3 separate regions of the Homo sapiens genome follow, and regions 2 and 3 are each linked to region 1. Evidence: chromatin contacts called from ENCODE Hi-C or POLR2A ChIA-PET data. All regions are on one chromosome and are shown on one strand. Each heading gives the region's core, a stretch centred on a gene start or an enhancer-like site at or near the end of the contact. The rest is flanking DNA. Distances are from core to core; before and after follow the strand shown.

Region 1 (3,289 bases), core at 536-3,035:
GGGAGGCGCGTTTTAAATTTTGGTTTACACTAACCAGACCCGCCAGATGAACACTCAGCTTACCACAATACCTACAAATTCCCAGACTTGACTTGGCAGAAGGGCGAGGGCGGAGGTTTTCTTTCCCCATTTGCATAATCCCCAGCTCCCCGGCAGCGGAGCCGACCTCTTCACCGCCGCCGTCTTCGCGGGTGTCCCAGCTGGGCCGCGCCCCGGGGCCCAGCGCTCCGGCCCTGCCCTCCCAGGTTCCCAGTCTCGGGCGCGGGGCAGTCCCTCGCCGGCCGCCGGCCCGGTCCCGGCTCCCAGCCGAGGAAATTTTTCCCCAGCAGCCCAGGGCTCTCCTCACGTGACCAGCCGCGGCGGTAGCTTCCAGCGAGAGTTTAAAGGTTACGGAGGAAATTAGCAAGGACACAGCCACTCGCCCCCCGGAGGGCGCGCCCCATTTTCCCGCAGCCCGGACGGCGGCTGTCAGCGCGCTGATCAGTGCCGAAGTCCCCCAAAGGGGCACCGATAAGGACCAGCGCAAACAGGAACAGTCACTTTGCAAAAAATAAGCAGACCACAAACCAAGCCGGGGCTCTACCGAGCTTTCACTTGTCAACAAGTTCTCGCAGCCTGCGAAGTCCAGGACAGATCCCAAAGGGGAGAATGTCCCCAAAGAAAGGCAAGAGAGAAGAACAGAGTTTAAAACTTCACCCGAGCCATGCTTGTCCCTCCCCCTTCCCCCTCCCCCACCGCCGTGGATCACAGCGTCCCGGGACAGAGTGACAGATGGGCCAGAACTCCGCAGACTGCTCCTGCCCGCCGCGGCCCGAGTGGGGGTGGGCAAGGGAAGGGTCCCGAGGCCTCTAGGGCAACAGGGCCCCCTCCACTCCCCCATCCCCGGCTCTAAAAGACAGTGTTGGCCGCAGGGTCCCCGAGAGATACGCGGCCCGGCGGGGCCCATCCATGGCCATCCACGGCCCCCGGCACGCGCATCCAGCCCAGCGCCGCCGCACCCCGGGGTCCCGCGCGGGGTCCCCGCCCCCCGGCTGACCCGCCCGCCGCTGCGACCCCGGGCAGCCTCGCCAGCTCTCCACCGTTGTCTCCTCGGCTCACTTTTTCCGTATTGCTCCCCCAACCGGCAAAACTTTCTATTTCCCCAAACACTGCCGTGCGCGCGCGCGCGTGCACACACACACACTCACACACACACACTCACACACACTGACGTCTTTTGCGCATTTCCTGCATTAGAGGGAGGGAGACTCGCTCGCACACCGACAGAGGGAGAGGAGACCGCGGGGGAGCGCGGGCTGGCGGGCGGCGAGCGAGCGGCAGCCGAGAGCGGGGACGCGGGGAGCGCGGAGGGCGGGCGCCGGCGCCCAGGAGGTGGGGCCGCGCTGAGTCGCAGTCCCTGCCCCGCCGCCGCGCTGCGCACCGCCCGGTGCTGGCCTGCGCCCCCGAGCCGGATCGGCGGCCGCCCGGACTCCGAGCCCGCGCGGATGTGAGATTCCGGGCTCCTGGCGCCTCCCGATCGCCGGCTCCGGCGCGGCGCTGCTTCGCCCAGGAGGCGGCGGCCCCGGCTGGCCGTGGGGCTTGTGGATTTTTAAAAATTTGGCTCCGAGGAGGACCATTTCCTCTCGACATGCATCCCTCCGGATAGACTGAACATCCCTCCGTTCACCCCCCCGCCCCGCGCGGTCAGAGGCAGGCGCTGAGTGTGCGAAGAGGATCCGGGTTGAAATCTGCGCCCCCGGTTCTCGTCCCCGCCCCGTCCCACCGCCCCATCCCCCTCCCGGAGTCGAAATTTCCCGGGATTATGTTTCGGAAAGGTAGGTAAGCGCCGGGCGCGGCGCCCGCTTTCCCGCAGTCCGGAGCCGGAGAGCCAGCGAGGCGGCGAGGCAGCCCCCGCGGCTTGCAGCGGAGCCGACAGCTCGTCTTCTCTTCTGGAGGTGCAGCTGGTGGTCGGGGGGAGAGACTTGCTCCAAACACGGACATCCCCCAGCTCTCCCCCCTCCCTGTTTTCCGTTAGGAACCCGGCGAGGAAATACATGCACTGGCTGAGAATCGCCCGCGCCAGGGCGCAACGCCACAAGGTGTAGGGAGTGTGCGGGGTGGGGCGAAAGGGGACCCAAGAGTCCCTGTGGCTCGGAGTGCCGGGCCGTCGGTTCTTCATTCCTGCCCTCGGGGCAGACGGAGTGACCCCGGCCCCCACTCCCCGCCCCGACCATGGTAGTGTTCAATGGCCTTCTTAAGATCAAAATCTGCGAGGCCGTGAGCTTGAAGCCCACAGCCTGGTCGCTGCGCCATGCGGTGGGACCCCGGCCGCAGACTTTCCTTCTCGACCCCTACATTGCCCTCAATGTGGACGACTCGCGCATCGGCCAAACGGCCACCAAGCAGAAGACCAACAGCCCGGCCTGGCACGACGAGTTCGTCACCGATGTGTGCAACGGACGCAAGATCGAGCTGGCTGTCTTTCACGATGCCCCCATAGGCTACGACGACTTCGTGGCCAACTGCACCATCCAGTTTGAGGAGCTGCTGCAGAACGGGAGCCGCCACTTCGAGGACTGGGTGAGTGCGGCGCCTCCCCGTCATTCCGGGAACCCGGTTGTGGGGTCCCGGGGAAAGACTCGCTGGTCTTGATCGTAGGGCTCCGGGACTTATTGACGACTGGGGTGTGTGTGCCTGTAAGTCTCAGTTTCCTTGGGGAGGTACACTTCACTTCATAGTTGGGGAGAAACAGGCATTGGCGAGGAAGATGAGACTTGGAAAGAGGATGTGGCCCTCTGCTCCCTCTGTGCCCTCCAGTTGGTGGGTGCTGCGGGAGGTTTGCAAACTGGGAGAGCCTGGGCCACTGGTGCTGAAGGTTGGCCGAGGACCCGGCTTTCTTCCGCAGGCGCGTGGTGGGCTGGCTGTGTGTGATTGTGTGTGGGTGGGTCCCTCCGTCCTTGGAAAGGCACGTGGAGCCTTTGACTGAAGGCTTCTTGCACGTCCTGGCTTTGTCCTGCTTAGCCGAGCGAGGAGTTGCTTTATTTTTCCCTCCGAGAGGAAGCTGGCTTGTTTCTATTCTCTTGCATGGTGGTTAGCTCATCTTCTGACATACAAGTAGAAAAAATGTGTTCTCCTCCAGGATGTCTCCTCTATGGTCCCAGAAACATCAGTCGAGCTTGTTTTGTCCAATTCATTGCCCATCCATGCAGAATGAATGTTGCATTTTAAGAAGGGTTCTGCTTGTGGGTAATTGGAAGTCAGTGCTTTGAATCTTATTTAAAGTTATATTGTTTCTCTGTTTTGATTGTCA
Region 2 (3,289 bases), core at 574-3,073, 1.8 Mb after region 1:
CACCTCCCAGGTTCAAGGGATTCTCCTGCCTCAGCCTCCCAAGTAGCTGGGATTACAGGTGCCCACCACTACACCCGGCTAATTTTGTGTGTGTTTTTAGTAGAGACGGAGGTTCACCATGTTAGTCAGGCTGGTCTCGAACTCCTGACCTCAGGTGATCTGCCCGCCTCGGCCTCCCAAAGTGCTGGGATTACAGGCGTGAGCCACCGCGCCCGGCCAGCAAAAACCTTTTCTAAGAGTTAATTTTGCAGGATGGATCCTGAGCTCCTTCAGGTGTTTGATAACATTTTATTTATTTTTTGAGACAGAGTCTCGCTCTGTCACCGAGGCTGGAGTGTAGTGGCGCGATCTTCGCTCACTGCCCCCTCCACCTCCCAGGTTCAAGAGATTCTCCTGCCTCAGCCTCTCGAGTAGCTGTGATTACAGGCGCCCACCACTATGCCCGGTAATTTTTGTATTTTTAGTAGAGACGGGGTTTCGCCATGTTGGCCAGGCTGGTCTCAAACTCCGGACCTCAGGTGATCCACCCGCGTTGGCCTCCCAATACGCTGGGATTACAGGCGTGAGCCACTGCGCCTGGCTGTTTGCTAACATTTTAAAATTTCAACCTTCCTCTTCCTTAACTGGTCTTCCCCTACCCCCCCTCAAGACGGGGTCTCTCGCTCTGTCGCCCCAGCTGCGGTGCAGTGGCGTGAACATAGCTGACGGCAGAAGACCTCCTGGGCTCAAACGATCCTCCTGGCTCGTGCTCCCAAAGTACTGGGATTATGGCGTGTGACACCACGCCTGGCGTCAAACGTTTGTCTTTTTATTTATTTTATTTTGTATTTTTTGAGACAGGGTTTTCAATCTGTCGCCCACGCTGGAGTGCAGTGGCACAATTTACGGCTCACCGCAGCCTCGACCTCCCGGGCTCAGGTGATCCTTTCGCCTCAGCCCTGCTAATATCTGGGATCACAGACGTGGGTTTTACCATGTTGCCCAGGATGGTGTCAATCTCCTGGGCTCAAGTGATCCGCCCACCTCGGCCTCCCAAATTGCTGGGATTACAGGCGTGAGCTACCGCGCCCTGCCACAAACGCATATCTTCTAACGTACCATTTCATTTACTTGCTATATTCATTATCTGAATTTTCTCATATTAGAATGTAAGCAGAATAAAGGCAGTGATTTTTCTTTTTACTGGCGATCCTCAGAGCCAAGAAGAGTCTGGGACATAGCAGGCCATATAAATGTTTTCGAATGAGTGAATCATCAACGAGTGGATGAAACGATAATGTGGCTAACAGGCAGCAGTAAGGAGGCTGTGTAGAATAAACCCGTAATCCCGATGTTGGCAGTTTGCTTAGAAAGAAAAAGGGAGGCAGTCGGAGAGGGGCACACGTTTTAACAAAATACTGGGAGGAGGAGGAAGGCTAGTTTTTTTTTTGTTTTCAAGTTTCCTTCTGATGTTACTCCCATGCTTCCGGGCACATTACGAGCTCAGTGCCTGCCGGAAATCTCCCACCTGGTGGCAACCTACCCTTGCATACACCCCACCCAGGGGCTTCAAGCCTTGCAGCTGAGTAAACACAGAAAGGAGCTCTACTAAGGATGCGCGTCTGCGGGTTTCCGCGCGACCTAGGCGCAGGCATGCGCAGTAGCTAAAGTCACCAGCGTGCGCGGGAAGCTGGGCCGCGTCTGCTTATGATTGGTTGCCGCGGCAGACTCCCACCCACCGAAACGCAGCCCTGGAAGCTGATTGGGTGTGGTCGCCGTGGCCGGACGCCGCTCGGGGGACGTGGGAGGGGAGGCGGGAAACAGCTTAGTGGGTGTGGGGTCGCGCATTTTCTTCAACCAGGAGGTGAGGAGGTTTCGACATGGCGGTGCAGCCGAAGGAGACGCTGCAGTTGGAGAGCGCGGCCGAGGTCGGCTTCGTGCGCTTCTTTCAGGGCATGCCGGAGAAGCCGACCACCACAGTGCGCCTTTTCGACCGGGGCGACTTCTATACGGCGCACGGCGAGGACGCGCTGCTGGCCGCCCGGGAGGTGTTCAAGACCCAGGGGGTGATCAAGTACATGGGGCCGGCAGGTGAGGGCCGGGACGGCGCGTGCTGGGGAGGGACCCGGGGCCTTGTGGCGCGGCTCCTTTCCCGCCTCAGAGAGTGGGCGGTGAGCAGCCTCTCCAGTGCGGAGGCACGGGGGCGGAACGTTGGTGCTTGTGCGGATTCCGCCGTCCCCAGGTTCTGCTTGGCTCCGGAGGGACGCCCCCCTCAGCCCTGAAACCCGTGCCTCTCCAGCCGCCCCGGATCTGAACTTGTGATCACGGAGTGTTTACGTCGTGCCAGGCATTTTAATGCATTGTTCTAGTTCATTTTCCAGCAGTCGCATTCCTCGCCTTGGCCCTACATGTAGCGCTCATTACAAACACGGCCAGAATCTCTTATTAACAAACAGCAGCCAGGAGTGAGATTTAAAATAGACTGGGGGTTTAGGAGACCCTTTTATGACACGTAATTCTGCTCCCACGACGCTCCCATTTATACCGCCGGTCCAGCTAAGGGTCTGGTAATGGAGCGCCGTTGAAGAGCAGTATGATGAAGTGGTCAGGACCAACGGACTCTGGAGCTGGGCTGCTTGGGATCAAGTCGCTGCCCCTCTGCTTATTAACGTGTGACCTTGGGCCAGTCATGGACGCTATCTGCTTCAGCTCAGCATTCAGTGCTCTCCGTCACCCGACCCCATCTATCCAGGATTATCTCTCCCTGGAAAGCTACAAACGTCTCACCCTATGTGGGCCAAATGTTCTGGATAGGCCTAGTTAACCTCTTCTCTCCCTGTTTTCTTTGCGCTTTCTTGCAGCTATGTAGTTATGCTAATGAAAAGAGCATCCTAGGGGGAGCAGAGTTGTGGATTCTAGTCCTGACTAGAGGACTAGTGCAAATGCGATACTCCTGATGAAAAATGTTTCATTCGTTAGATATAAATGTGTTAGGCAGGGTTATGGACACTAGATGAAAAAAGAAATACCTCTACTTTCATAGAGATCACTATTGGACAGCAAGGCAGAAATAATTACAATTCAAGTTGGAGGCTTATGGAGGTGAGCTTGTAAGAGGTTACAAGAGGCGCCAAGGCAGGATCGCCAAAGACGGAAGACTTTGGAAGAGTCTCATACAACGGAAGAGGCGTTATATGAGACACCAAAGTCCACGTTGAGTCTTGGTGGACTAGAAGTTTGCTAGGGAGAGGGCTTGAAACGAGGTAGATTGGCGTTGCTGGTGTAGAAAAGGAAGGAGACTGGCCCAGGT
Region 3 (3,289 bases), core at 214-2,713, 1.3 Mb after region 1:
AACTCACCAACATCCAGACATCCTGTACCCACAGCCAATGCCAAAGAAAAACTGACCAGTACTTTGTCACTTACCCCTGTCATGGTCCTGGAATGAAGGCAAGAAAATAACCAACTTCCTAAGCTAAAGAAACCTCTACACGGACTGAGGGTTGAGAATTGGTTCTGAAAAAGCAGGCATTTAATATTAATAACTTGATCTATTTGTTCATCTAGGGAGCCCAAGGAGCACCCATGCTGCATTTATACATTTAATGACCGTACTAACAGCACAAGGTACTGAAGATAGTACTATGACCTCGACAAACTCCTCTCACACAGATTACAACCTGGTAGAAAAGAGAGACCGGCAGGCAGACACCCATGGGGTACCACGAAATCCCCAACTGACACCTGAAATAACACATAAAGGATAAGAAGGATTATTTCAACCAAAGGACAGTGCCTCAGACATAGCGAACATACTGAAGGAACATGTAAGCCCAGAAGGAACTTGTTCTGATCTAAGAACCAAAAAAGATTCAGTATGGTTGAAGACACAGTACAGTCGAGACAAATGAATCTAAAGTTAAAGGAAGACAGGTCATGAAGGGCTTTGCAAGCCCCGTTCAAGAGCTTGGAAGAGCAATGAGAATCCACCAAAGGGTGATAAGGGAATGGGGGGACGCTTCTGGTCACATGATCAGATTTCTGTTTTAAGACCATGGCTGTAGCCTCTCTGTATAGAACAAACTACAGAGGATGAAGAAGAGATGCAGGGATCATCAGGAAGACACCGAGGTAGTCCAGAGAAGAAAAGGTGGCCTGAACTAGGTAGGGCAGGGGGATGGGACTGGAGAATGAACGTATCCAAGACAACTTTGCAAGGGATTCGATGTGGGTGGGTAAAGGAGTGAAGCAAGTGAGAATGATGCCCAATTCTGGCTTGGGCACCCGGGTGGATGGCCATGCCCAGAGAGGGAATACAACAGGAGATCAGCTTCCCCCGCCGGGCCCGACAGGACCTGTGGTCTCCCCGAGAGAGGGAACAAGGAGCAGAGGGAGAGTAAGGCTTCCGGCCCGCTGCTTTTGGGCCGGGCCAGGAGCAGTGTCCACCCGACACAGCTGGTCCCACAGGCCGATCCTCGGGCCCCTAGGGACCAGGGAAGGGGGCGGAGATCTGCCCAGTCGGCCCCGTCTGGCTCCAGAGCCCCCGGTGGGGCACAGGCTTCCGCCCCGGGAGACAGGCCGTGCTCCTAGCCGGTTAAGCGTCCCGAGACGGCCTGGGGGCCCAGCCCGCGCCCCCAGACTACTCCTGCCTCTCATCTTGAGCCCAAGCCTCCAGCCCACAGGAGAGGCGCCGGGATCCCGCCCGCTGCGGAGAGTGCGCTAGTTCACTCACCCTTACGGTCTCCGAAGCAGACGCGAAGCCCTCCAACGTGAGCCTCACCAGCCCCCGTCCCCAAAACGCTCTTCCTCGGCTTCGCCCCGCCCCCCCCCCCCCCCCGACCTGCCCTGCGCACGCGCGCTCCCTGCCGCCCGCCCATTGGCGCCGCCGGGCCCCTCCCGCTGGCGGCGGCGGGCTGTGAGGACGGCTCGCGTGAGTCCACGTGTAATCGGCCCGGGCCCAGCACTGGCGGGACTGACGCAGTTCTTCTACCTGCTTTCCCAAGGGCGACACTCGGCTCCACTCCAGTTGGGCCGCTGGACGCCCTAGGGGCCCGGCAGTTGCTAGGCAACGCCGGAAGCCCTCAGGAACGTAGTTCCACGGGCGACGTAGGATGGCGGATCCGGATGGGGCGGACCCCAAAGCTGGCTCCCAACTCCGCTCACCCCCTCCTATACAGGGCTCTTGGTTCAGGTCTCTTGGTTCGTCCTGCTGCAAGTTGGGAAGAAAGATAATAGGAATGCTAATTCCTTCTTGATGAAACGACCACAACACGCTGGAGCCGGCCTTGGACCCTACGTTTCAAGATTGGCCTGCTTCCAGCGTCTGCCAGCTCCACTGCACAAGCTGCGGCAGCCGCTGTCCCCGTTCGCTTCCACGGGAGTCCCAGCAAGACTATGCGACCCAGTTCAAATACCATCTTCCATGTACCGTTCGTGAAATCAGCAGCTTTTGACATTCAAGAGAGGACAGATTACTTAAAAACAGACTCATGAACAAATAGGGAAACGAATACATCATCCCTGTATCGAATTCATCCCTGTATAATCCTGCCCTTACACCTGTGCTCCTATACAAGATTAACATTCAGTAAGTATCCATTGACCTGATGGATAAATGAGTGTAGGACGGTCGTTTTGTTTTTTTGTTTTGTTTTGTTTTGTTTTGAGACGGAGTCTCGCTCTGTCCCAGGCTGGAGTGCAGTGGTGGGATCTCGGCTCACTGCAACCTCCGCCTCCCAGGTTCAAGCTCTTCTCCTACCTCAGCCTCCCGAGTAGCTGGGATTACAGGCGCGTGCCACCTTGCCCGGCTAATTTTTGTATTTTTAGTAGAGACGGGGTTTCACCGTGTTGGCCAGGCTGGTCTCTAACTGCTGACCTCTTGATCCTCCCGCCTCAGCCTCCCAAAGTGCTGGGATTACAGGCGTGAGCCACCACTCCCGGCAGGACGGTCGTTTTTTTTAAAGCCCTTCTCCCATTTCTGTCCATAAAGGTACATAATCGTTTTTCAAATGAGCCTGGGTCCGGACAGGAAAGACAAAGAAAGTGGCTAAGTAGTTAGATGCCTTGAAAGTTGCCTAACGCCACTGCCATTGACGGTCTCATTCCTTTTCCCACCTTCATCTGAGATTGAAATCTGCCACCCCATCCCAGAGAAAAATCCCATAATCCCTAATTTTTTTTTCTTTTTTTAAAGAAAAGAGTCTCCATGGTGCCCAGCTCGTCTCGAACTCCTGGGTTCAAGCAATCCTCCCACCACCTCCGCCTCCCAAAGTGCTGGGATTACAGGGGTGAGCCACCGCGCCGGGACAAAGAATCCCTAAGTTTTGAGGAAACCCTATTAATTCAAGACCCATTCTTCTTTCCTTACTCTGAACTTTGGATTAGTTTGATCTAGTTCCTCCTTCTACCCTGCATCTGCCATTCATCCATCTCTTCATCCATTCATCCACCCCTCCCTTTGTTCATTTATTCATTCAATAACATTTCTTGAATATCTTCTATGTACTAGGCGCTCTACTAGGAGCTACTAGAGATACAAATAAGACAAATGAAGTGTCAAGAAGCTGGTGTCTGGTAGATGGATAAAGTGTCCTCATTCTAGCCAGTGCTTTCATTTTTTTCCTATGGATGTTATCCTGTGT

The links. Hi-C counts contacts between places; a loop is a spot of excess contacts on that map. ChIA-PET counts read pairs that join two places held with the same protein, here RNA polymerase II (POLR2A). Pooled maps may share reads with other maps.
Region 2: a loop to region 1 is called in a map of naive thymus-derived CD4-positive, alpha-beta T cell, with 17 times the contacts of the local background. The contact joins the promoter of MSH2 here to the promoter of PRKCE in region 1. A Hi-C loop is called at or near these places in 1 of 168 maps with a recorded cell type or tissue (naive thymus-derived CD4-positive, alpha-beta T cell) and 5 of 50 pooled maps. POLR2A ChIA-PET finds 5 or more read pairs at or near these places in 1 of 52 experiments (T-cell).
Region 3: a loop to region 1 is called in a map of CD8-positive, alpha-beta T cell, with 10 times the contacts of the local background. The contact joins the promoter of MCFD2 here to the promoter of PRKCE in region 1. A Hi-C loop is called at or near these places in 3 of 168 maps with a recorded cell type or tissue (CD4-positive, alpha-beta T cell, CD8-positive, alpha-beta T cell and naive thymus-derived CD4-positive, alpha-beta T cell) and 8 of 50 pooled maps.

What each region holds. Positions count from the first base shown.
Region 1 is chr2:45,649,890-45,653,178 of GRCh38, forward strand. PRKCE (protein kinase C epsilon) reads left to right here and starts at 1,786. Exons shown (of 15, transcript NM_005400.3): 1 at 1,786-2,559. The coding sequence starts at 2,212. It overlaps LOC102724965 (a long non-coding RNA gene), which reads right to left and starts at 1,326. Exons shown (of 2, transcript XR_005647119.2): 1 at 76-1,326. RefSeq lists silencers at 216-315, 946-1,045, 1,216-1,685 and enhancers at 1,061-1,355, 1,844-2,464.
Region 2 is chr2:47,401,333-47,404,621 of GRCh38, forward strand. It overlaps MSH2 (mutS homolog 2), which reads left to right and starts at 1,824. Exons shown (of 16, transcript NM_000251.3): 1 at 1,824-2,070. The coding sequence starts at 1,860. RefSeq lists enhancers at 1,511-1,560, 1,565-2,275, 2,276-2,984, 2,351-2,410.
Region 3 is chr2:46,914,343-46,917,631 of GRCh38, forward strand. MCFD2 (multiple coagulation factor deficiency 2, ER cargo receptor complex subunit) reads right to left here and starts at 1,464. Exons shown (of 4, transcript NM_139279.6): 1 at 1,381-1,464. It also overlaps a transcript of TTC7A not described here. RefSeq lists a silencer at 1,451-1,530 and an enhancer at 1,534-2,508.